3 separate regions of the Homo sapiens genome follow, and all the other regions are linked to region 1. A link is an interaction called in ENCODE POLR2A ChIA-PET data of the cell type or tissue named here. Cell type or tissue: OCI-LY7. All regions are shown on one strand. Links, peaks and the distances in the headings refer to the core of each region. The heading gives the core; the rest is flanking DNA. Region 1 overlaps DUSP22 (dual specificity phosphatase 22). Region 2 has its middle 21 kb from the start of DUSP22. Region 3 has its middle 31 kb from the start of DUSP22.

Region 1 (8,170 bases), core at 936-5,935:
CAAGTATCTATTCGAGTGAAGACAGTGGGAGAAAGAAGGGAAGGGGGTCTGTGGGCCATGCTCTGGGTGTCTGGTAATGACAGGTAGATTTCATTTGAATGTTCAGGCCTGGCTGGAAGGTGATCTGTGTTTGGCTGCGCTGTGTTCATAGATGCATGTGTGATGCATGATGTCAGGCAAGCTACATCCTGTTGTCCACGGCCGATTGGTACAAAGCAAAGTATGTCATCCACTTTATTTCAGTCATCTTAATCTTCAATCTTCAAAGGGAGAAGATGGCCCAAGACATGTATTTACTGGTCTAGACTTTCTTTCCTGTGTGATCTATTTCTACCTGAATGATTGGACACAAAATGAATCTGTGCCCTTTTTTAGGACTCACAGATGCCCGGGGGATACAGCTTGAAGCACTGGGCAAGATTTCCCATTTGCGTTGGCCATTGTTTCCAGCGTGGGTGAATTCAGCTATCTTACCGAAAAACACTGTGGGTGTCAAGTTGCTAGAAAGGTCCAAGTCTTTTGAAAACCAGTTGCTGTTTGACCTGGAATGGTTTTCAGATTGACAGTTGTTTCCAGCACACCTCAGTTGTTTTCATCTCTCTAGGAAAACCTCTTTGAAGCCACCCAGAATCAGTGGTACTTTGCTGTACCAAAAGCTTACAGCAGCTTTCGTGTGTTGAGGCAAATTTGTTTGAAGCCAACCCCAGATTTAAATAGATATGACTCAAATAGAAATGATTATAGCAGGGATCGAAAACTGTCTAGTAATCGCTCTTTCTTGAAGCAAGCTGTATCTAGGTTTCTCGTGTGGCAGTCGGGTGTGTAAGAGCGGCCCCTCCACTGGCTGGTCCTGCTACCACAGACTCACTTGCAAATGGAGCCCTAGAACTCCTGCATGGCTGGACTCAGAGGGCTTGAGATCTTCCAGTACTTAACTGAGTCTAGGGAGGACATGGTTTTTTAAACTTCTAAATCAAAGAACTCTTTTGGCCTGGCTTCCTAGAGGTACCCTGTCCTTCAGCTGGGGACCTTCTCTCTAGGGCTCGTGCTCACTGACCAGCCTCTCCTTACAACTGAAGACTTTTGCAGGACACTCTTCCTAGATGTTGCCTTCATGTTGAGTCCCGGTGTCTGAGCATTTCCTCCTGACGGCTGTACTTGAGCAGTCACCTGGCACAGGTGTGTGGAGGACTCTGCATTCTTGGAGTGGGTTTCCTGGTTTGCATCTCACCCTGTCCACGTTGGGGAATGTGTGAAGGGCAAGATCTGCCAGGATATCGAAACCAAGGTCTTGGGAGAAGCATGCAGCGCGTGGGCTCCTCCGTGTTCGGACTGAGTGTAGTGTGCATAGACACCACTGCAGCCTGGTTGCCTTTGGGTGCCAAAGTGCCTATCATAGATGGCATGGGCTCTGCCAGTCCACGCAAGGGCTGCATGGTCATGGGCTGGGAGATTTGGGGAAGACTTTGTAAAGAGAGGGGTGTTGAGGCAGCCTTATAGGACTAGTGCGGTTTGACTCAGTGGGGAGGGAGGGTGAGGGGTGTGTCTTCTGTAGGTTTAGTGCTTCAGGGCAGGTCAGGGAGGGGGAGATGAGCCCCACCTGATGATAGAGTGGAGGCGGTGGTCAGTACGGGTGAGGGTGGTGCTGTCTTCAGTTCTCCTTTTGGCTACGTTGGAAGTTGTTACTCCTCCAGACTCAGCAAACATTTATTGAGCACCTACCTTGCAGCAGGGATTGGGGATAAAATACAAAGAGAAGTGAGATGTGTCCCAACATTAAGGATTGACAGGCGTGTAAATCCTTAAAAATGCATACCAGAGGCAAGGGCCCTGGGCACCCAGGGGAGGCGGCTAACACTGCAGGGCAGACAAGACAGCAAGGCTTCACCAAAGGTGAAAATCTGGTGTGGTCCTAAATGATCATAGAGGTTTGCCAGGCAGTGATGGAGATGACAGGTGAGTTGGAGGTGGGATTCTGGGTAGAGAAAGCTGTGTGTGCAGAGGTACAGGGTGCACTAAGGGATGGGGCATGCAAGGGAAGGTGTGTCCTGGCACTTTGGGAGCTCACCAGGGTGGCTGGACTGGAAAAGCAGGCTCAGAGCAGATTAGCAAAGACATTGTTTGTTAAGCTGTGGAGTCTGAACTTCATCTTGCAGTAAGCAGAGACCCAGCAAAGATTCATGAACAAAGCCAGGTGACACATTCCGATTTCTTTTGCAGGATGTTGTCTCAAGGTTAGAGTGGAGTGAGGGAGTTGGGTACCCCAGAGACCCTCGAAAGCTCTTGAAGTAATCCTCGTTAGAAGTGATGAGGGTCTGAACTGGGATGCTGGGGACTGGATATTTTTTAGAAGTGAAAGAGTCAGATTTGATCTGAAAATCTTCCATAAAGTGACATAACAAAGTTGAAAATGAAAGAAGGGGAAAGATTCTCTAGCAAGAATCAAGCAAAAGGAACATGGCATAGTGATAGTTTTTGTGAGATAAAATGGAATTGAAAGCAAAAGAAAAAATAATAATAATTAGGGTAAAGAGGGAAACTACATTAAAAAAAAAGGAACAATCCATTGAGAAGTTACAACAGCCATAAACTCATCAGACGTCTTCAAAATACAGAAAGAGAGTCATTTCTCAGACTGGGGAGTCAGGGATGCCTGAGGGTACAGCTAATTAGGCTATAAGTACCCATGGCTCTGCCATCCAGGGATGTGAGTGCTCCAGGAAACAGAGCTGGGTGGAAGAAAGGGACCAAGCTCAGTCATGGGTGGAATGTTCATGTGATATTCATCACTGGATAGAAATACAGGTCCAGGGCTCAGGAGAGAGGTCTCGGCTGGACGTGAAGATTTGGGCATCACAGTATCACAGTGTATCTACATAGTGTATGCATATCATCTACATAGTGTACACATATCATCTACATAGTGTATACATATCTACATAGTGTATACATATCTACATAGTGTATACATATCATCTACATAGTGTATCTAAGCCATTGCTCTTAAATAAAACCATGGGAGAAAATGCTAGGACAGCATGACTAGGGAATGATGGTGGGGCCATCCTCCAGCGTCTTGCTTTTATGTGGTGTTATGCAATGGAATTCACAGCCTGTGAACACGTGATCTTGGGAGACACACATCTTTGTTACTCCTGTAACCCCTTGTGTGGGTTCTAGTTAGTCTCAGCTCTTCTGAGTGCAGTCCTTGGGGTTCCCTGCAGGGGCGCCTCAGGGTACTCTGGCCCCAGTGTAGAGCTTGAGTTTTGCTTCCCCCAAGCTGAGATTTTGCAGCTTCTCATTCACAGATTCCAACCCAAGAAGACCCTCGTGTTTGGCTGTTTTAGGTGCTGTGGACACTGGAAAGGGGAGACTAGGTGACGTGAATAGCAAGTCTGAAATGCTTTCAGAGGAGATGCAATTCTGTAAGGCGTTTGAAAGAGAAGACAGGCTTAGGTTGGTAGAAACAACCAAGGAGAATATCCGTGGAGAGCATCCACGGAGGGAAAGAGTGTTTCTTGTTCCGGGTCGGGACAGCACCGTGTGTGGCTGGCTGACTAGCAGAAAGCTTAAGCATCATGGTGGTGGTGGTGATGGAAGAGGACATCTAGTCCAGGGAGATTCCGTGGGTTATGGCTGCTTGGTGGGGCGGGGGGGGGCCTTCGAGTCTGCAATAGGAAGTTTGAATGGGAAGTTAAAGGGGGTAGGTTGGTTAAGACCCAAAGCCGGGTTAAAGGGCTCTCTGGGCACCATTGTTGTTTTTAGCCATAAGAAAATGCGCCCTAGTTTACCAAAGACTGGTTTAAGCAAATCTGCTGTTTTCAGGTGCTCTGAATAATCATTGCCTGCTAGGCAATGCAGGTGGACCTTGTGTTTGCCCACACCTGCAAGGGAAGTGCTCCAATCTTATTTTAAAACTCTGAGAGTGAAGCAATAGCACCTAGCTAGTTTCATCACCTTATTACAGGCTGTGAACAAGCTCTGTCCATGCTTTTAAAAATGTGTTCCCCTCTGTGTGGCCAGACTCCCTGGGATGTTTTAAAGGCGTGTGTGCATGTGTGTGTGTGTGTGTGTGTGTTGAGGTGGACAGTATCAAACCCTAGGTTTGAATTGAGAAGTTATTTCCCTCCTTTCAGTTATCACCGCAGCTACTGCCAGCGTCAAGTTTCAGCATTCATCACTGAGCAGGGGCATCGCCAGCTAGCTCTGGCCTTCTTTTCCCATGGGAAAGCAAATGAAATGCATGGTGAAAGTTCTGGGCGTGGGAACGAAGTAGGTGCATCTGAAATCTGAGTTAGAGCTTCTTTCTCTTGAGGTCCAACTTTTTGTTCTCAGGTTTTTCCCCGGCTAGTGGGGGTTAATCCACAAGGCCCTTGGCTCCTTCCGTGAGAGGTGCAGCCACTATCAGTGCAAGGAGAGGACGCGGGGAAGTGGCTCTTAGGGCGTCCCTTTGCCATCTTAGGATGGCTGTATAGGCACAGATTTCCCTGTCAGTTTGTAACTCTGGGGTGAACAGAGCAGAGCTCAGACCTTGGCTTGAGACTCCTACTCTTGGAAATTATTCCTAAGCAGAGGAGTTCAAGGATCATTTCAGCTGTGCTGACCTGGGAGGAGGCAGAGCCTCGCCGGGGTAGAATAGGTACAAATCAAATATATCTATTTTATGAAATACCTTGTTCCAGGAGATCAGCCCCGCAGCACCCAAGTGGAAGCAGTTCGAAGTCTCCTTTACATGATTGTCAGTGAGAGCAGATGGAGAGTGCAATTAAATTGCACTATGGAATGGCTCCACCCTATGCCCTGAAGAAGAAAAGATCTCATAACTAGCAAAGGAAGATAACATTTCCAAGTGTTTTTGGTTTTTGGCTTCCTGGTTTTTAAAAACTGTTCCTTTAAGCTGAGGTTTCCTGCCTTTTCTGATGGAAACCTCTGCAGCTGCTCCTACTTCAGCAGTGGGCTTGCAGCCGCATGGCTACCCCAGTGAGTGTCCTCTAGCCTCCTTGGTGGCCGGAGCACTCTCTTCCCCTGTGCTTCCACATGTGGGCTCTGACCGAGGTGACCTAGGGCCTCCTTCTGTGCCATGCTAGCAGCGGCAGGCGTGGAGAGGGTGGAGGGCTTGGAGGAGTGCCGCCCTTCCTGGGGAGGCCTGGGAGCAGTGACCCGCTCATCCTTAATCAGAGCAAGGAACACGCTCTCCCACCCACACCTGCTGCCGCGAACCTCAGGCAGTGAGTGCCGCGGAGCACAGGAATGCAGCACGTCTCTAATATTAACTTGCTGCATAACAGAGGGGTGTCCCTCCTGGTGTTGAGGAGAAACAGAAGAGCCGCTGTTCTCATTTCTCTCCACTCTCCCACCCCGTGGACGTTCTTTCTGCCCTGAGCTCCCGTGGCACTCACCACGTCCAGCCTTTGCGTGTCTTGAGCCTCAGCCCTGCCCATGCAGAACTGGCCAGCCCTGGAGGGCAGCACCCTGCTCTGGGTCAGTGTTTGCCTCTTTCTCAAAACAGCTTCTAGAGTATGATCCCAGAGGGAGGATGTGGTGTTCGGCTGGAGGGATCATCCGTGCTGTTTAGAAAGGGCTTCCTAGATGCTGCAGATTGTGTCCAAGCCTGAAGACAAGCGGCAGTCTACAAAGCCTGTAACCCATCTGCAGCTGAGGGACCCATTCCATCACCAGCGAGGGGCTCCGAGAGCTCACTGGCTTAGCCAACTGCAAAACAGGCACAGTGTTCCCAGCAGCGCTTCGTGCCTCCCTAAGGAGGGAGCTGTGTTTAAGGCAGGCTGCCGCATCCTGCCGGGAAGGGGAGGCTGGCTCAGGGAGATAGGTACAGCACACAGCTTGAAGAGCAGTGTGGCCCTCTCCCTGCTGGTGCCTGGAGAGTCATCTGCCCTGGGCTTCCGCATCCTCGTGTGTGCAGTGCTGTACCTGCTGGTGCCTAGAGAGTCATCTGCCCTGGGCTTCTGCGTCCTGGTGTGTGCAGTGCTGTATCTGCTGGTGCCTGGAGAGTCATCTGCCCTGGGCTTCCGCGTCCTGGTGTGTGCAGTGCTATATCTGCTGGTGCCTGGAGAGTCATCTGCCCTGGGCTTCCGCGTCCTGGTGTGTGCAATGCTGTATCTGCGGGTGCCTGGAGAGTCATCTGCCCTGGGCTTCTGCATCCTGGTGTGTGCAGTGCTGTATCTGCTGGTGCCTGGAGTCATCTGCCCTGGGCTTCTGCGTCCTGGTGTGTGCAGTGCTGTACCTGCTGGTGCCTGGAGAGTCATCTGCCCTGGGCTTCCGTATCCTGGTGTGTGCAGTGCTGTATCTGCTGGTGCCTGGAGAGTCATCTGCCCTGGGCTTCCGCGTCCTGGTGTGTGCAATGCTGTATCTGCGGGTGCCTGGAGAGTCATCTGCCCTGGGCTTCTGCATCCTGGTGTGTGCAATGCTGTATCTGCTGGTGCCTGGAGTCATCTGCCCTGGGCTTCTGCATCCTCGTGTGTGCAGTGCTGTACCTGCTGGTGCCTGGAGTCATCTGCCCTGGGCTTCCGCATCCTCGTGTGTGCAGTGCTGTACCTGCTGGTGCCTGGAGAGTCATCTGCCCTGGGCTTCTGCGTTCTGGTGTGTGCAGTGCTGTATCTGCTGGTGCCTGGAGAGTCATCTGCCCTGGGCTTCCGCGTCCTGGTGTGTGCAATGCTGTATCTGCTGGTGTCTGGAGTCATCTTCCCTGGGCTTCTGCGTCCTGGTGTGTGCAGTGCTGTATCTGCTGGTGCCTGGAGAGTCATCTGCGCTGGGCTTCTGCGTCCTGGTGTGTGCAATGCTGTATCTGCTGGTGCCTGGAGAGTCATCTGCCCTGGGCTTCTGCGTTCTGGTGTGTGCAGTGCTGTATCTGCTGGTGCCTGGAGAGTCATCTGCCCTGGGCTTCCCCGTCCTGGTGTGTGCAATGCTGTATCTGCTGGTGCCTGGAGAGTCGTCTTCCCTCGGCTTCTGTGTCCTGGTGTGTGCAGTGCTGTATCTGCTGGTGCCTGGAGAGTCATCTGCCCTGGGCTTCTGCGTCCTGGTGTGTGCAATGCTGTATCTGCTGGTGCCTGGAGTCATCTTCCCTGGGCTTCTGCGTCCTGGTGTGTGCAGTGCTGTATCTGCTGGTGTCTGGAGAGTCATCTGCCCTGGGCTTCTGCGTTCTGGTGTGTGCAGTGCTGTATCTGCTGGTGCCTGGAGTCATCTGCCCTGGGCTTCCGCGTCCTGGTGTGTGCAGTGCTGTATCTGCTGGTGCCTGGAGTCATCTGCCCTGGGCTTCTGCGTCCTGGTGTCTGCAATGCTGTATCTGCGGGTGCCTGGAGAGTCATCTGCCCTGGGCTTCCGCGTCCTGGTGTGTGCAGTGCTGTATCTGCTGGTGCCTGGAGAGTCATCTGCCCTGGGCTTCTGCGTCCTGGTGTGTGCAGTGCTGTATCTGCTGGTAATTATGCAGATGGGATTGCCCTTGAGGGAGAGTCACTGGCAAATCCTGTCTACTACCATTTATTGAGCATCTACTGTGTTCTGGCACTGCACTTAGTATTTTTCACATGTCACATTGACTTTCCTTGTTTAAAGTCCTGTGTTCAAGGGAAATCCTTCTGTCCCTCTCTGCATCAGAGCAAAGGAGAATTGAGCACAGCTGCAGATTAAGAATGCTGCAATTCTAAGAAGGTGGTGTGCTGTATCAGATGTCATTTAAATGGAGAAGACAAATGGGATGTGCAAAACAAGCTGTCACCATCAGAATGACTTTGTGCAATGGGACTGTCTAGACCGAGGCTTGGCACGCTTTGGCTGTCAAGGCCCAGGGAATATTTGGGGCTTTGGGGACTTCTGCTGCAGCTACTGTAGCCTCCACCATGAGGTGAGGGGCCACAGACAATACGTGAATCAGTGGGCACAGCTGTGCCCCGTGAACATGGGCCCTAGTTCACCCACCCTGGGCTTCGCTGTTGGGCAGCAGGAGCATTACTGAGAGGAAACTAAGAGCTTCCAGGAGCCCAGCCAGGTCTGAATCTTGGGGCTGGGTAGCCCCCAGTTTAATGCAGCCCCAGAAATGCCCAGCATCTTTGCCTTGTCTTTGCCTGTCATGGTTTTCTGTGTGGGAGCGTGCACTCACCACGTCCAGCAGAGCCCCATTTACAGCTGGAGGAGAGTGAAGGTGGAGGCCGGCCCG
Region 2 (8,170 bases), core at 1,409-6,408, 51 kb before region 1:
GGGACTGACAGGGAAAATACAAGATAGACCCGGAGTGTCTTGCAGTGCCAGCAAGAAAAGAAATAAAGCAATTGGGATGTGAACAAGTGACACAGGAGCCAACTTGGAAGAGCTCCCGACAGCCAAAGCTGAAACCATGTGAACAAGAAAATAGAGAACATACTATTGAATTATAACCCAAAGTGTAAAATAAACATCGTGAGTCCATACTAACATAAACTGCATAAACAAATAAATATGCACAATTCCTCAGGGATCTAGAACTAGAAATACCATTTGACCCAGCCATCACATTACTGGGTATATACCCAAAGGACTATAAATCATGCTGCTATAAAGACACATGCACACGTATGTTTATTGCGGCACTACTCACAATAGCAAAGACTTGGAACCAACCCAAATGTCCAACAACGATAGACTGGATTAAGAAAATGTGGCACATATACACCATGGAATACTATGCAGCCATAAAAAATGATGAGTTCATGTCCTTTGTAGGGACATGGATGAAATTGGAAATCATCATTCTCAGTAAACTATCGCAAGGACAAAAAACCAAACACCGCATGTTCTCACTCATAGATGGGAATTGAACAATGAGAACACATGGACACAGGAAGGGGAACATCACACTCTGGGGACTGTTGTGGGGTGGGGGAAGGGGAAAGGGATAGCATTAGGAGATATACCTAATGCTAAATGACGAGTTAATGAGTGCAGCACACCAGCATGGCACATGTATACATATGTAACTAACCTGCACATTGTGCACATGTACCCTAAAACTTAAAGTATAATAATAATAAAAGAAAACAAATAAATATGTAAATAGACAAGAACAGACAAATCTTTCACATGGAAGGATTACAAATAATTTATGTAATACCTTGCTCCCCAGGAGATGCGCTTAGTCCTCCCTCCCCGCCTCTGCCAGCTCATGCATGTGGGGCTTTGCTGGATGACTTGCTTCTAAAGAGTAGAGAATGCCACATTTTGTTTCCCCATTTATTCATCAATGTGCCTTTGGGTTATTCTTATTCTTGACTAATTTTGAGTAATACTGCTATGAACATGGTTATAAAAATATCTGTTTGTGTCGTTGCTTCCAATTCTTTTGTGTATCTCTGCAGAAGTAGAATTTCTGGATCATGTGGTAATGTTATGTGTAATTTTTTTGAGGAACTGCCATGCTGTTTCTCACAGCGGCTGCATCATTTTATATTCCCACCGGCAATGCACAAGAATTCCATTTCTCTGCATCCTTGTCAACACTTGTTTTTGTTTTCTATTGCTTTTATATTTTTTATAATAGCCATCATAATGAGTGGGAAGTAGTGCTTCTTTGTGGTTTTCACGTGAAATTCTCTAATAATTAGTGATGTTGAGCATCTTTTTATGTGCTTATCAGCCATCTGCATATCTTCTTTGGAGAAATGTCTGTTCAAGTCCTTTGCTCATTTTAAAATTGGGTTGTGTGATTTTTGTTATTGTTCTTTATATAGTCTGGGTATTAAACCCCATTAGATATGCAAATATTTTCTCTCATTAAATGGGTTGCCCTTTTAACTGTGGTTATAGTGTTTTCTGGGCAAAAATTTTTTAATTTTGATAAAGTACAATTTGTCTATTTTTTTCTTTTGTTGCCCATGATTTTGGTGTCATATCTAAGAAATATTTACCAAATCCAATGTCATGAAATCCTTCCCCTATGTTTTCTGAATTTTATAGTTTCAGCTTTTATGTTTAGGTCTTTGATTCATTTAGAGTTAATTTTTGCACATGGTGTTAGGTAAGGGTGCAACTTCATTTTTTTTAAATATGGATGTTCAGGTTCCCAACACCATTTGTTGAAAATATTTATTTTCCCCTTGAATGCTTTTGGCATCCATGACAAAAATCATACATCCATATGTGTGAGGGTTTGTTTCTGGGCCTTCTATTATAATCCATGGGTCTATATGTCGGTTTTTATGTCACTACCACATTGTATTGATTACCCGTAGCTTTGTAGTAAGTTTTGAAATCACGAAGTGTGAATGCTCCAACTTGATATTTCTTTTTTTAAGATTTTCGTTGACTATTCAGGGTCCCTTAAGTTCTGTATGAATTGTAGGAGTTTTCTATTTGTCAACATAAAACAATGTTAGGATTTTGATAGAGATATCATTCAATCTGTGGATTATCACTTGGGGGTAGTATTGATATCTTAACAATATTAAGTCACAATCCGTAAATATGGGATGTCTTTCCATTTATTTATCCCTAATTTCTTTTCAACAAAGTTTTCTAGTTTTTGGTGTACACATCTTTCACCTCCTTGGTTAATTCCTAAAGATTTTATTCTTTTAAGCGCTATTATAAATGGAATTTTTTAAATATTAATTTTGAATTGTTCATTGTAAGTGTACAGAAAAGCAAATAATTTTGTGGTTGATTTTGCATTCTGCAACTTTACTGAATTTTTATATTAGTTGTGTGTGTGTGTGTGTGTGTGTATAATCTTTCAGGTTTTATATAAGATCATGTCATCTACAAACAGAAAGATTTTACCTATTCCTCTCCAAATTAAATGCTTTTTATTTCTTTTTTCTTGCCTAAGTTCTGTGGCTATGCTATGGACTAAGTGTTGTGTCCTCCCCAAATGTATTTGTTGAGGCCCTAGTCTGAATTGAGATGGTAATTAGAGGTGTTGTTTATCCATGAAAAAGAGTTAAGAGTTAAATTTTGTCAAATGCTTTTTCTGCATCAATGGAAATTATTGATGAAGAAGAAGAGAACTTACTTCTATTCTCTATTTCCTTCATTCTGTTAATGTCGTGTATTACATGATTGATTGCCATATGTTGAAGCATCTTTGCATTGCAGGACAAAAGTCCATTTGCTCACTGTATATGATCCTTGTAATATGCTGCTGAATTTGGTTTGGTAGTATTTTCTTGATGATTTTTACCTCAATATTTATAATGGATATTCATCTATAGTTTTTTGTCACATTCTTCCCTGGTTTTGGTATCAGAGCAATGCTGTCCTCTGAATAACTTAGGAAGTGTTTCTTGCTCCTGAATTTTTTGAAGAGTCAGGAAAGGATTGGTATTTTTTTCTCCTTTTAATATTTGGTAGAATGTATCAGTAAAGCCATCTGGTCCTGGGCTTTTCTTTGATTGGAAGTTATTTATTTATTTATTTATTTATTTAACTTTTTTATTATTGATTCAATCTTCTCACAAGTTATAGATCTACTAAAATGTTTTCTTTCTTTCTTTTTTTTTTTTTTTTTGAGACAGAGTCTTGCTCTGTTGCTCAGGCTGGAGTGCAGTGGCACGATCTCGGCTCACTGCAACCTCCGCCTCCCAGGGTCAAGCAATTTTCCTGCTTCAGCCTCCTGAGTAGCTGGGATTACAGGCATGTGCCACCACGCCTGGCTAATTTTTGTATTTTTAGTAGAGACAAGGGTTCACCATATTGGCCAGGCTGGTCTTGAACTCCTGACCTGAGGTGATCCGCCCACCTCGGCCTCCCAGAAATTGTTTTATTTCTTTATGACTCAGTCTTGGTAGATTTTGTGTCTCTAGAATTTTGGCCATTTTGTCTAGGTTAGCTAATTTATTGGTGTACAATTATTCATGGTACTCTCTTATATTCCTTCATATTTATGAAAAATTGGTAGTAATGTCTCCACTTTCATTTCTGATTTTAGTAATCTGAGTCGTCTCTCTTTTTTTCTTAGTCAATCTTGCTAAAGTTTCTCAATTTTGTTGATCTTTTTGAAGAACCAACTTTTGGCTTCACTGAGTTTCTCTATTGTTTTTCTATTCTCTATTTCATTTATCTCTGCTCTAATCTTTATGATTTCCTTCCTTCTGCAGCTTTGGGGTTAGTTTGTTCTTCTTTTTCAAGTTCCTTAAAGTATAAATTTAGGTTGTTGATTTGAGATCTTTCTTCTTTTTTAATGTAAGCATTTACAGCTTTAAATTTCCCTCTTAGCAGTGTTTTCACTGCATCCTATAAATTTGGGTATATTGTTTTAATTTTCACTTATTTATAAGTAACTTCTAATTTCCCTTGTGATATCTTCTTTGATCCATTGATTGCATAAGAAAATGTTGTTTAATTATCATATATAGTGAATTTTTCAGTTTTCTCTTTTTGTTAATTGATTTCTAACTTCAACTTGCTATATTCGGAGAAGACACTTTTATAAAAATAATATCAATCTTTTAAAAATGTATAGACACTAGTTTTGTAGCATAACATATGTTCGATCCTAGAGAATGTCCCATCTGCATTTGAGAAGAATATGTATTCTGTTTTTGTGGGGTGGGACGTTTTATACATGTCTGTTGGATGTAGTTGGTTTATTGTGTTCTTCTAGTCCTCTATTTCCTTGCTTATTTTCTGTCTGCTTGTTCTATTGATTATGGAAGTCTGCAACTATCATTGTAGAACAGTCCACTTCTTTCTTCACTTCTGTCCATTTTTGCTTCATGTATTTCGTGGGTCTGTTATTAGGTGTGTAAATGTTTATGACTGTTATATCACCTTGCTATATTAAAACTTTTATTACTATCTAATATCATTCCTTGTCTCTTTTCAACTTTTTTTTAAACTTAACTCTATTTTGTATAATATTTCTATCCCTTCCCCAGCTCTCTTTTGGTTACTATTTGCATGAAATATCTTCTGTCATCCTTTTACTTTCAACCTTTTTGTGTCTTTGGATCTAAAATGAGTCTCTTGTAGACAGCACATAGTTGAATTATTTTTAAAAATTTATTCATCAATCTCTGTCTTTTCGTTTGATAATTTAATTCATTTATACTTAAAATATTCACTAGTAAGGAGAAACTTATTTCTGCCATTTTGCTATTTGTTTTCCATTTTGCCTTTTGTTTTCATCTTTCACATTACTGTCTTACTTTGTTTGAGTTTTTGTAGTGAAACATTTTAATTGCTTTCTCATTTCTTTTGGTATATATGTTATAGCTATTTTCTTTGTGGTTTCCATGGGAATTACATTTAACACCTCCATTTATAACAGTCTAATTTGAACTTACACAAGCTTACAGCTCTGTCTGTACCTTTTAATTGTTGATGTCATAAATTATACATGATCAAAAACAATGACTAATCATTGTTTCTCTATGTATTTGTCTTTTAACTCATAGAAAATAAAAGGGGAGTTACAACACAAAATTACAATTATATTAACTTCTATAATTACCCATGTAAATCCTCTATTGGCTATCTTTATTTCGTCATATGGCTTTGAGTTTCTTTCTAGCATCCTTTCATTTCAACCTGAAAATCTTCCTTTAGCATTTTTTACATTTATAGCCACTATGTATTTAAATCACTTTCTTTCTCTTTTCTTCTTCTTGAACTGACACAATGAATATGTTTGTCTCCTTGACAGTGTCCCATGGGTCCCCTGGACTCTGTTCACTTTTCTTCAGTCTTTTTCTGTTTCTCTGACTCAGTAATTTCCATTGTCCCATCTTCAAGTCTGCTGATTCTTTCTTCTGCCTGCTCAAATCTGCTTTTGAAACTAAAGAGTTTCAAAACTTCACCAAAGTGAATTTTATATTTGTTATTGTACTTTTCAACTCCAGAATTTCTGTTTTCTGTCTTTACTGATATATATATACATATATATATATTTAGAACATATATGTAAAATATATATGTGCTTAATACATTCTATTATCATAATAATAATTATTTTTACTATTCAACAAATATGAAGAACATTTAAAGAGGATATTTCAAGTATTTTCAATGGGATGATTCATTATTCTGAATTGTCAAGACTATTTTATTTTACATATATATGTAAAATATATATATATTCTATACTGGGGATCAGCCTGAGATGTAAACTTAAGGTTACCTCAGGTCTTTTCTGAGTCTGTATCTTTCCCTAGACATGCATACTGACTTTCCAAATTTCCTCATATAAGCAATTTCTTTTGAATGTCCTAATCCTTAAATCTCAGCCAAGCCTCTTTCTGGAAGCTAGACATCTTCAAATAGACTCCAGAGTTCCAAAACTCATTACATCAGTCAGGTTCTGGCAATACCACTGTTGACTAGGCAGAGAGAACAATTCTTGGAGCTTCCTACTTGGCCATCTTCCTTGACATCCCTCTGTAGGTATGTGTGCATATATATATGCACACTGAAACTAAAGATGAGTCCTTAAAAGTGGAAGACAATGAAAGTAGAGTGGGTCAGAGTGACGCAATGTGTGAAGGATTCAAGCCACTGTTGTTTGAAGATGGAGTAAAGGGGCCATGAGCCAAGGAATCCTGTGACCTCTGGCCTCAATTTACAGCAACAAGAAAACATGGACCTATGTTCTACAGCTGCAAGGAACTGAATTCTTCCAACAAATCGTGTGGGGAGGAAACATTCTCCCCTGCAGTCTCCAGAAAGGAATGCAGTGTGCTGAAACTTTGATTTTAGTCCAGCAAAACCCATGTCTGGTTTCTTTTTTGTTTGTTTTTTGTTTTTTGAGACAGAGTCTCACTCTGTCACCCAGACTGGAGTGCAGTAGTGCAATCTCGGCTCACTGCAACCTCTGCCTCTGAGTTCAAGTGATTCTCCTGCCTCAGCCTCCCAAGTAGGTGGGATTACAGGTATGCACCGTCACACACAGCTAATTTTGTATTTTCAGTAGAGATGGGGTTTCACCACTTTTGGCCAGGCTGGTCTCAAACTCCTGACCTCAGGTTATATGCCTGAGTTGGCCTCCCAAAGTGCTGGAATTACAGTTGTGAGACACTGCACCCAGCCCATGTCTGACTTCTGACAGATGTTACAGATGTTACAGCTACAGAACAGTAAGCTAATAAATTTGTGTTGTTTTACACCATTAAAATTGTGGTAATTTGTTAGAGCAGCAATAGAAAACTAATACATACATCCAGTATTATTCCAGTAAATTCAATTTCTTTCTGCTAGAACCAAAAGAATCTTTGGTTATTTAAGAATTTAAGATTAAACCCATATATTCTCTGAATTAGAAAGAAAATGTGTTTTCCTAAAACCTGTGATATGTGCCTAGATATGCTCAGTGTTATCTTTCCTTTGTCAGTCCATACTCTACGAAGACAAAGACATTTCTACGCTGTTATTGATTTTTCTTCAGAATTAGATCTGAAGTTTTGTTTTGTGTTGTTATTGTTGTCGCTTCCTCTACCAACTTGGATAAACTCAACCAAGCAAAGACAAATAGTTAGCAGTTGTTCTTCTTTTAGCAGAATTAGAATTATAGCAGTTAAGAAATACAGGTATATGAAATAAAAACAAAAAGTTCTAACCTGTGATTCAGTAGAATCTATGGGAACTTTAATGATGCTATTAAAAATTAAAATAACTTTATTATTTGTTTTAAAAGTAACGATTAGGATTTCAGGTAGGGTTGTTCTGTGATTATCTCTAATGAAATCCAACATAGTGAATGAGTGTGCACAGAAAATATGGAGGGAGTTCATGTGGTAGAGTAGTAGTTAGGTGTTTGCCTCTGAAGCCGCACTACTGGGTGAAAATACCACTCCTTCCACTTACTTAGCACATAATTCTGAAGGCTTACCCTCTCTTCAGTTTTTGAGCCATTGAAATGAGGATGAATACAGTACTGATTTATAGAACCGTAAGTATTAAATGAGTTCATATATTTAAATTACTTAGATGAGTTCTGGCCCATAGAAAATGCCTAATGCATTCCATTGTTATCATAATAATAATTATTATTGCTATTCAATAAATACGAAGAACATTTAAAGTAGATATTTCAAGTATTTTCAATGGGCTGATTCGTTATTCTGAATTGTCAAGACTATTTCATTTTACCTTCAGATATCAGGTAACGTCGTTGCCAAAACAGTTGACTTCTTATTGGTTAGGATGCTTTCCGCTGCAACATAAAACTCAACTAAATGTGACTTAAACCATAAGGATATTTATTATTTACCTGACAATTACAGTTGCTTTGCCTTTCCATATACATTTTAGAACAAGCTTATTGATTTCTACAAATAATCCTTCAGGGATTATAACTGGGATAGCACTGAATCCATAGATCAACTTGGGGGAAAACTGGCACTTTAGAAATATTGAGTCTTTCAGTCCATGGACATGGCACACATGGTATACATCCATTTATTCA
Region 3 (8,170 bases), core at 1,670-6,669, 61 kb before region 1:
CTTCATCTTTTTCTGACTGCCTTTGGTTGACTAATCATGAAAAATCTCCCCTTGATGTGGCAATTCTAATTCTGACGCCATCTCCATGGGGAAAAGAAAACTTCCAATTTTTCTTTAAGAGGAAGTCAGTGCCTCAGACAGATAATCACTTCCCTGGAAGAACATCTCCTCACAAGCGGATTTTTTTAAGTTTAAGAAGTTAACTTTGTAATGTTTAAAAATGAAAACTGCTAGATTTGACAAGCTTAGGAGGGAAGCTCAGTATACCTTCATCCGTACTCATTGGGCTGATTGCTTAGTTCGGGCCTCAGGTGGGAACGGGAAGTGCTAATTAGGCTTCCATGAAGACACCCACACTGACAAGCATGCATCCAAGTCCTCCGCTTCTCCAGAACTAAACCTGGTATACCTTGATTTCAGCCTTGCCAAAGCCCTGCAGAACTATTATGTAAGGGAATTGGCTAATCTTTATTTGCTCACTTTTAAATGTCTTTTGTGCCTAAGGAAAATCAAACCCATTGTTGTTGGGGTTTGAGAAGGTAAATTTACCACACCTCTGCCAGTTACAGCTTTAAGACCAGGTACAGAAAGCAGATATAAGTCAGTGTATTGGCTTTATTTCTGGTAAGGCTGGGTTAAAAAACCTCCACTTGGACCCAAGGTCTGAATGGTTTTCCACTGAACTTAACCAGGCCCACCCACCCACAGGCAGGACAGCTGTGGGCCTCTCCCCACAAGGGCTGCACCTGGCTCCTTGGGCTCACCCCATGGAGGAGAGGAGGGCAGGTGCATCCTGTGACCAGGCTGTTCTAAAAAATGATGAGAGAGACAGAAAGCACACCAAGGAGAGGGGAGTGGTGAACCTTTACACAGTGACCCCAACCCTTAATGAGCAGCAGAATTAGTCATCTATACTGAAGAGTTAGAAAGGGGTAAGGAGAAGAAAAAAGTTATTTCCAATGTCTGAAAGGTCGGGCATTTCCTTTTCCTTGGCAGAGGCAGGAGCAGGTGGGGACAAGAGAATAGGTCTCCCTTTGGTTGGTCACTCCAGTGGGTCACTGCAAATGCTGTTGTGCACACTAGGCTTTGCTGAGTGTAGCTTTGCCCATAGGGCATCAAAATTTGAAAGCCCAGAAAAAGTTTTATTTGATTTTATAATTTCAACTAGTATTTTAGATTCAAGATGTACATGTGCATGTTTGTTGCATGGGTTTATTGCATGATGCTAAGGCTTGGGGGCGTGAATGATCTCGTCACACAAGTAGTAAGCATAGCACCCAACTTAGTTTTTCAGCCTTGTCCCCATCTCTCTCTCCTGCCTCTAGTAGTCCTCAGTGTCTAGTGTTTCCATCTTTATGTCCATGTGTACCCAATGCCCAGTGCTTAGCTCCCACTTATAAGTGAGAACATGCAGTGTTTGGTTTTCTATTCCTGTGTTAATTAATTCACTTAGGATAATGACCTCCAGCTGCAAAGGACATTTTTTTTTTTTTTTGATAGAGGTAAGATTGTGCTCTGTCACTCACTGCAGCCTTGACCTCCTGGACTCAAGCAACTCTCCTGCTTCAGCCTCTTGAGTAGCTAAGACTACAGGTGCATGCCACCACACTTGCCTGAGTTTTTATTTTTTACTTTTGTAGTGACAGGGTCTTGCTATGTTGTCCAGACTGGTCTCAAGCTCTTGGCTCCAAGTGGTCCTTCCGCCTTGGCCTCCCAAAGTGCTGGGATTACAGGTGTGAACCATTGCACCTGGCCAAGCTCATTCTTTTTTATGGCTGCATAATATTCCATGAAGTATATGTACCACATTTTTTTAATCTGCTCCACAGTTGATGGACACCTAGGTTGATTCTATGTCTTTGCTATTGTGAATAGGGCTGTGATGAAGTTTTAAATGATCATTTGAAAACTCTTGTGAAAGCCACTGTATCTCACTTCTTCAATAAACACTCTGTTCCCAGTACTGCCAGCATGGTCCCACCAACAGAGGCAATGAGCTGAGCTCCAACCTCAGACCAGGATAGGCACCAGCAAAGATGAACAGGACTGGGGACCCAGTACCCCTCTGTGGGCATGGGGGCACGCAATCGCTTCCTCCTCCCCTCTTCCCTTTCCCTGCTGCTGACACTGGTGCCTCTTTTGTTTTGGGAGTCTTTCCATGTTGCTTGTCCCTAACATCAAAATTACAAGCTAAGAAGCTGAAGACAGAGGATTTCTTTCAAATTAGTGTTAGAATTCTTTCAACGGTTATTTATTGAGCACTTACTATATGCTATTGTAGTAGCTAGGCATGCAGCACTAAACAAAATAGAATTTACATTCTGGTGGAAAGAAACTGCGGTGACCAAGTAATTAATCTTTGGAGAGAATTTCACGTATGTGTGCATTTGCCTTTTATGTGCTTCCACATAAATCAAGCTTGTCCAACCCATGGCCCATGGGCCACACGCAGTCCAGGATGGCTTTGAATGCGGCCCAACACAAGCTTGTAAACTTTCTTAAAACATTATGAGATTTTTTAATTTATTGGCAATTTTTTTTAGCTCATCAACTATAGTTAGTGTATTTCATGTGTGCCCCAAGACAATTCTTCTTCCAATGTGGTCTAGGGAAGCCAAAAGATTGGACACCCCTGCATAAATCAACATATTTATAAGGCACATTACAGTTACTTTGAGGATTCTCATTGAGACAGTTCCTCAAGGGACAATTATTATAAGAAGGCATAGGTGACAAATCACAAACACCAACAAAATTTACACAATGGATTTATTGACCATCTAGGCTGTGCAAGAGACACTTTCGTTTTAAGGCTTACTATATTGCAGGAAGCATATTACAACCACAAACTGAGTGCTCTTTAATGGTCAAAAATAAACCCCAAACTTACATCTTTGTTTCGTTTTAACCAGGTAGCTAAAAAGCAAAAATGAAAGTTTAGATAAATTTTTATTGTGGTAAAAGATACGTAACATAAAATATACCATTTTAACAATTTTTAAGTGTACAGTTCAGTGGCATTAATCGCATTCACATTGTAGTGCAACCATCACCACTCTCCATTGCCAGGACTTTTTTCATCTTTCTGAACTGAAACTCTAACTAATAAACAATAACTCCTCCTTCCCTCCACATTCTTGCCCCTAACAACGACCATTCTGCTTTCTGTCTGTGAATTTGCCTGACACAGGTACCTCATATAAGTGGAACTGTACAGTATTTGTCTTTTTATGACTAGTTTATTTCACTTAGCATAATGTCTTCAAGGTTCATCCATATGTAGCATGTATCAGAATTTTATTCCTTTTCAAGGCTAAATGATATTGCATTGTATGCATATACCACATTTTGTTTATCCGTTCATATACTGATGGATATGGGGTGTTTCCATCTTTTGGCTGTTGAGAATCAATCTGCAATAAACATTATCATACAAGTAGCTGAGTCCCCACTTCCAATTCTTTGGTTATATATGTAAGAATGGAATTGCTGGGTCATGTGGCAATTTTACACTTGACTTTTGAAGGAACCACACCAAACTGTTTTCCACAATGACTGCACCATTTTAAATGCCTGCTATCAATGTACAAAGGTTTCAATTTCTCTACATCCTTGTAAACATTTATTTTGTGTTTTTAAAATTATAGTCATCTTAGTAGCTGTAAAGTGGTGTCTCATTGTGGTTTTGATTGGCATTTTTATAATGATTAATAATGTTGAGATTAATGACCAATTATTTGCAAATCTTCTTTGGAGAAATGTCTATTCAGGTCCTTTCTCCTTCTTATGTATTGGGTTATATGTTTTGTATTTTTGTTGTTGAGTTCCGGGAGTTATTTATATATTCTGGATATTAATCCCATTCCAGATATATGATTTGCAAATATTTTCTCCCATTCTGTAGTTGTCTTTTACTGTCTTGATAATGTCCTTTGATATACAAATATTTTGATGAAGTCAAATTTATCTACTCTTTCTTTTGTTTCTTGTGCTTTTGGTGTCCTGAAAATCTACTACTGAACTCAAGATTATAACAGCTTATTCCTATGTTGTCTTCTAAGAGTTTTGTTTTAAGACTTTATTATTTTAGAGGAGTTTTAGGTTCACAGCAAAATTAGGTGGAAGATACAAAAATTTCCCATGTGCCTTTTATCCTACGTATGCACAGCCTCCCCCACTATCAAAATATCTCATGAGAGTGGTGCATACAATTAATGAACCTACCTTGACACACCATAATCACCCAAAGTTCGTAGTTTACCTTAGAATTCACACTTTGTGTTGTATATTCTACAGGTTTAAACAAATGTATCCATCATTGCAGTATTATACAGAATCTTTTCACTGCCCTAAAAAAATCTTCTGTGTATTCAAAGATTTTACGATCATTGATCCATGAGTTAACTTTTATATATGATGTGAGGTAAGGGTCCAACTTCATTCTCTTGCATATTGAAATCCAATTGTCTTTGCACTGTTTGTGGAAAAGACTATTACTTCCTCCCTTGAATGAACTTGGCATCTATGTCAAAAATAAATTGGCCATACTGGGCACGGTGGCTCATGCCTGTAATCCCAGCACTTTGGGAGGCTGAAGTGGGCAGATCATGAGGTCAGGAGATTGAGACCATCCTGGCTAACATGGTGAAACCCTGTCTCTACTAAAAATACAAAAAAATTAGCCAAGTGTGGTGGTGGGCGCCTGTAGTCTCAGCTACTTGGGAGGCTGAGGCAGGAGAATGGTGTGAACCCGGGAGGTGGAGCTTGCAGTGAGCTGAGATCATGCCACTGCACTCCAGCCTGGGTGACAGAGCAAGACTCCATCTCAAAAATAAATAAAATAATAAAATAAAATAAAATAAAATAAAATAAAATAAAATAAAATAAATTGGCCATAGATGTATGGGTTTATTTCTGGACTCTCATTCTATTACATTGGTTTATATGTTTATATCTAGGCCAGTACCACATTGTTTTGCTTTTTGTAACTTTGTAAGCTTTGAAATTAGGAAGTGTGACTCCTCCAAATTTGTTTTTCTTTTTAAAGATTGTTTTGACTATTCCAGGGCCCTTGCAATTGCCTATGAATTTGAGGATTGACTTTTTCATTTCTGCAGCAAAGGCTGCTGGAATTGTGAAAGCGATTTTATTGAATCTATGTATTGCTTCAGGTACTATTAACAGCTTAACAGTATTAAGTCTTCTAATCTGTGAACACAAAATGTCTTTCCATTTATTTCTTTAATTTCTTTCTTTAATTTCCTACAGCAAAGTTTTGTAGTTTTCACTGTACAATTCTTTCACCCACTTAGTTACATTTATCTCTAGGTGTTTATTCTTTTAGAAGTTGTTATAAATGGAATTGCTTTAATTTTCTTTTTTGATTGTTTATTGCTGGTATATAGGAACACAACTGAGTTTTTTGTGTTAATCTTGTAGCCTGTGATTTTGCTGGATTTGTATTCCTGTCGACTCTAGAATTTTCTATATATAGGATCATGTCCTCACAAATAGAGATAGTACTACTTTTTCCTTTTTCATTTGAATGCCTGTCCTTTCTTTTTCTTGTTTAATTTTTGTGGCTAGAACTTATAATGTTGAATAGAAGGAATGAAAGTGGGCATCCTTGTCTTGTTAGGAGGAAATCTAAAAAATCTTAAAGGAGAAAGCTTCACTATTGAGTATGCTGTTAGCTGTGGGTTTTTTATAATTGCTCTTTATCATATTTAGGCAGTTCCTTTCTATTTCCTAGTTTTCTGGGTTTAAAAAAATCATGAAAGGGGGTTGAAAATGCCTTTTCTGCATCAATTGAGATGAGCATGCATCTTTTCCCCTTGTTATATTAATTTAATTGATCTGTTACATTGATTATTTCAAAATTTTGAGCCACCTTTGCATCCTGGGGTAAATCCTACTGAGTCATGGTGTATAATTATTTTAATGTGTCATTTGATTTGGTTTGCTAGTATTTTGTTGAAGTTTTTGCATCTCTATTCATATGGGATATTGGTCTATACTTTTCTTCTGATGTCTTTTTCTAGTTTGACATCTGGGTTATGATGTCCTTATAATATGAGTTCCCATAAAAAGTATTCCCTCCTCTATTTCAAGGATGGGAGGAAGAGTTTATAGAGAATTGGTGTTAATTCTTTAAATGTTTAGTATAATTTACCAGTGAAGCCATCTGGTCTTGGACATATCTTTGTTAGGAGGTTTTGATTACTGATTCAATCTCCTGTTTTATATTTGTTGAGATTTTCTATTTCTTCATGAGTCACTTCAGGTAATTTGTGTGTTTCCAGAAATTCATCAATTTCATCTAGGTTATCTAATTTGTTGGCATACAGTTGTTCATAGTATTCTCTTATAATTTTTTATTTCTGTAAAATCTGTACTAATACCTCCACTTTCATTTCTTATTTTAGTTATATGTGTCTTCTCTCTTTTTGGTTTGCTGCTTTAGCTGAAGACTTGCCAATTTTGTGGCACTTTTTAACAAGCCAACATTTGGGTTTATTGATTCTTTTTTTTTTTTTTAAACGAAGACTCGCTCCTTCGCCAGGCTGGAGTGCAATGGCATGATCTCGGCTCACTGCAATCTCCACCTCCTGGGTTCAAGTGATTCTCCTGCCTCAGCCTCCCAAGTAGCTGGGACTACAGGTGTATGCCACCAAACGCAGCTAACTTTTATATTTTTAGTAGAGACGGGGTTTCACCATGTTGGCCAGGATGGTCTCGATCTTTTGACCTCGTGATCCACCCGCCTTGGCCTCCCAAAGTGCTGAGACTACAGGCGCAAGCCACCGCACCTGGCCTATTTTTTTCATTCTCAGCTATATTTATCTCCATTCTAATCTTTATTTCCTTCCTTCTAGCTTTACAGAAAGAAGTTTAGTTTTCTTCTTCTTTCTTTAGATCCTAAAGGTGTAAAGTTAGGTTTATTGATTTGAAATCTTTCTTCTTTTTAAAGGTAGGCATTGGCCAGGCACAGTGGCTCACACCAGTAATCCCAGCACTTTGGGAGGCTGAGGCTGGAGGATCACCTGAGGTCAGGAGTTCACGACCAGCCTGGCCAACATGGTGAAACCCCATCTCTACTAAAAATGCAAAAATTAGCTGGGCGTGGTGGCGTCCACCTGTGATCCCAGCTACTTAGGAGGCTAAGGCAGGAGAATTGCTTGAACCCAAGAGGCAGAGGTTGCAGTGAGCCGAGATCACACCTCTGCACTCCAGCCTGGGCGACAGAGTGAAACTCCGTCTCAAAACAAACAAACAAACAAATAAATAAAGGTAAGCATTTACAGCTGTAGATTTCCTTTTAAGCATTGCTTTTGTTGCATTCATAAGTTTTTGTATGTAATACTTAAGTTTTTAATCATCTCAGTGTATTTGCTAATTTCCCTTGTGATTATTTCATTGATCATTGGTTGTTTAAAAGCATGTAATTTAATGTCCACATATTTGTGACTTTTCCATTTTTCCTTCTGTTCCTGGTTTCTGTTCCTGGTTGAAGGACATACTTTGTATACTTTCTTTTAAAATTTGTTGAAACTTGTTTTGACTCAACATATGATCCATCCTGGAAAATGTTCCACCAACATTTGGGAAGAATCGTATTCTGTTTATGTTGGGTGGAATGTTGTGTACATGTCGATTAGATCTAATTGTTTATTATGTTGTTCAAGTTCTCTGTTTCTTTACTTATCTTTTGCCAAGTTGTTCTATCTATTACTGAAAGTGGGTATTAAAATCTCCAACTGTTATTGTAGAACTCTGTCTCCCTTCAATTCCACTAGTTTGCTTCATATATTTTGAGGCTCTGTTTTATGCATATATGTTTATCATTGTTATATCTTTTTAAATGAATTTATGCCTACACTTTTCCCAACACAAGTCTTGCTATATAACATTTTCATCTCTGCTAATGTTCTTGGTTCTTGAATTTTCATTATGATGAGTGCAACTGAGCCTCTTTTCACATGTTAAAAAGTCATTTTTTTCCTTTTGCTATAAACTTAAGGCTCATAGCCTTAGCTCATTTTTTATTTTAAAATTATTGTTACACATAACAATTATTTTATGCTATTGTTATAATAACATAATTATGTTATCTTAATTTACTAGAAAAGTTACTTCTTAATTCCAATCTACTTTGTAAATATTCATTTCC

What was found. Peaks named below come from ENCODE experiments on the same cell type or tissue, not always from the same donor. Only the 100,000 strongest peaks of a DNase experiment are listed, where the experiment ranks them.
Region 2: POLR2A ChIA-PET joins it to region 1 with 5 read pairs; 5 of 35 experiments call an interaction of 5 or more read pairs at or near these places.
Region 3: POLR2A ChIA-PET joins it to region 1 with 6 read pairs; 4 of 35 experiments call an interaction of 5 or more read pairs at or near these places.

The regions. Positions count from the first base shown.
Region 1 is chr6:319,186-327,355 of GRCh38, forward strand. The region is part of intron 3 of DUSP22 (dual specificity phosphatase 22); the gene reads left to right. Among named protein-coding and RNA genes, the nearest start is that of DUSP22, 31 kb to the left of the region's middle. RefSeq lists enhancers at 145-194, 275-334, 1,115-1,414, 4,150-4,359, 4,870-5,681. In OCI-LY7, for the core only: a CTCF peak has its summit at 3,264; DNase peaks (open chromatin) are centred at 3,246, 3,886, 4,406 and 4,736; H3K4me3 peaks cover 2,589 bases; H3K27ac peaks cover 4,174 bases.
Region 2 is chr6:267,585-275,754 of GRCh38, forward strand. No RefSeq gene overlaps it. Among named protein-coding and RNA genes, the nearest start is that of DUSP22, 21 kb to the right of the region's middle. In OCI-LY7, for the core only: no CTCF peak of the experiment used is centred there; no DNase peak of the experiment used is centred there; H3K27ac peaks cover 908 bases.
Region 3 is chr6:257,186-265,355 of GRCh38, forward strand. No RefSeq gene overlaps it. Among named protein-coding and RNA genes, the nearest start is that of DUSP22, 31 kb to the right of the region's middle. In OCI-LY7, for the core only: no CTCF peak of the experiment used is centred there; no DNase peak of the experiment used is centred there; H3K4me3 peaks cover 771 bases.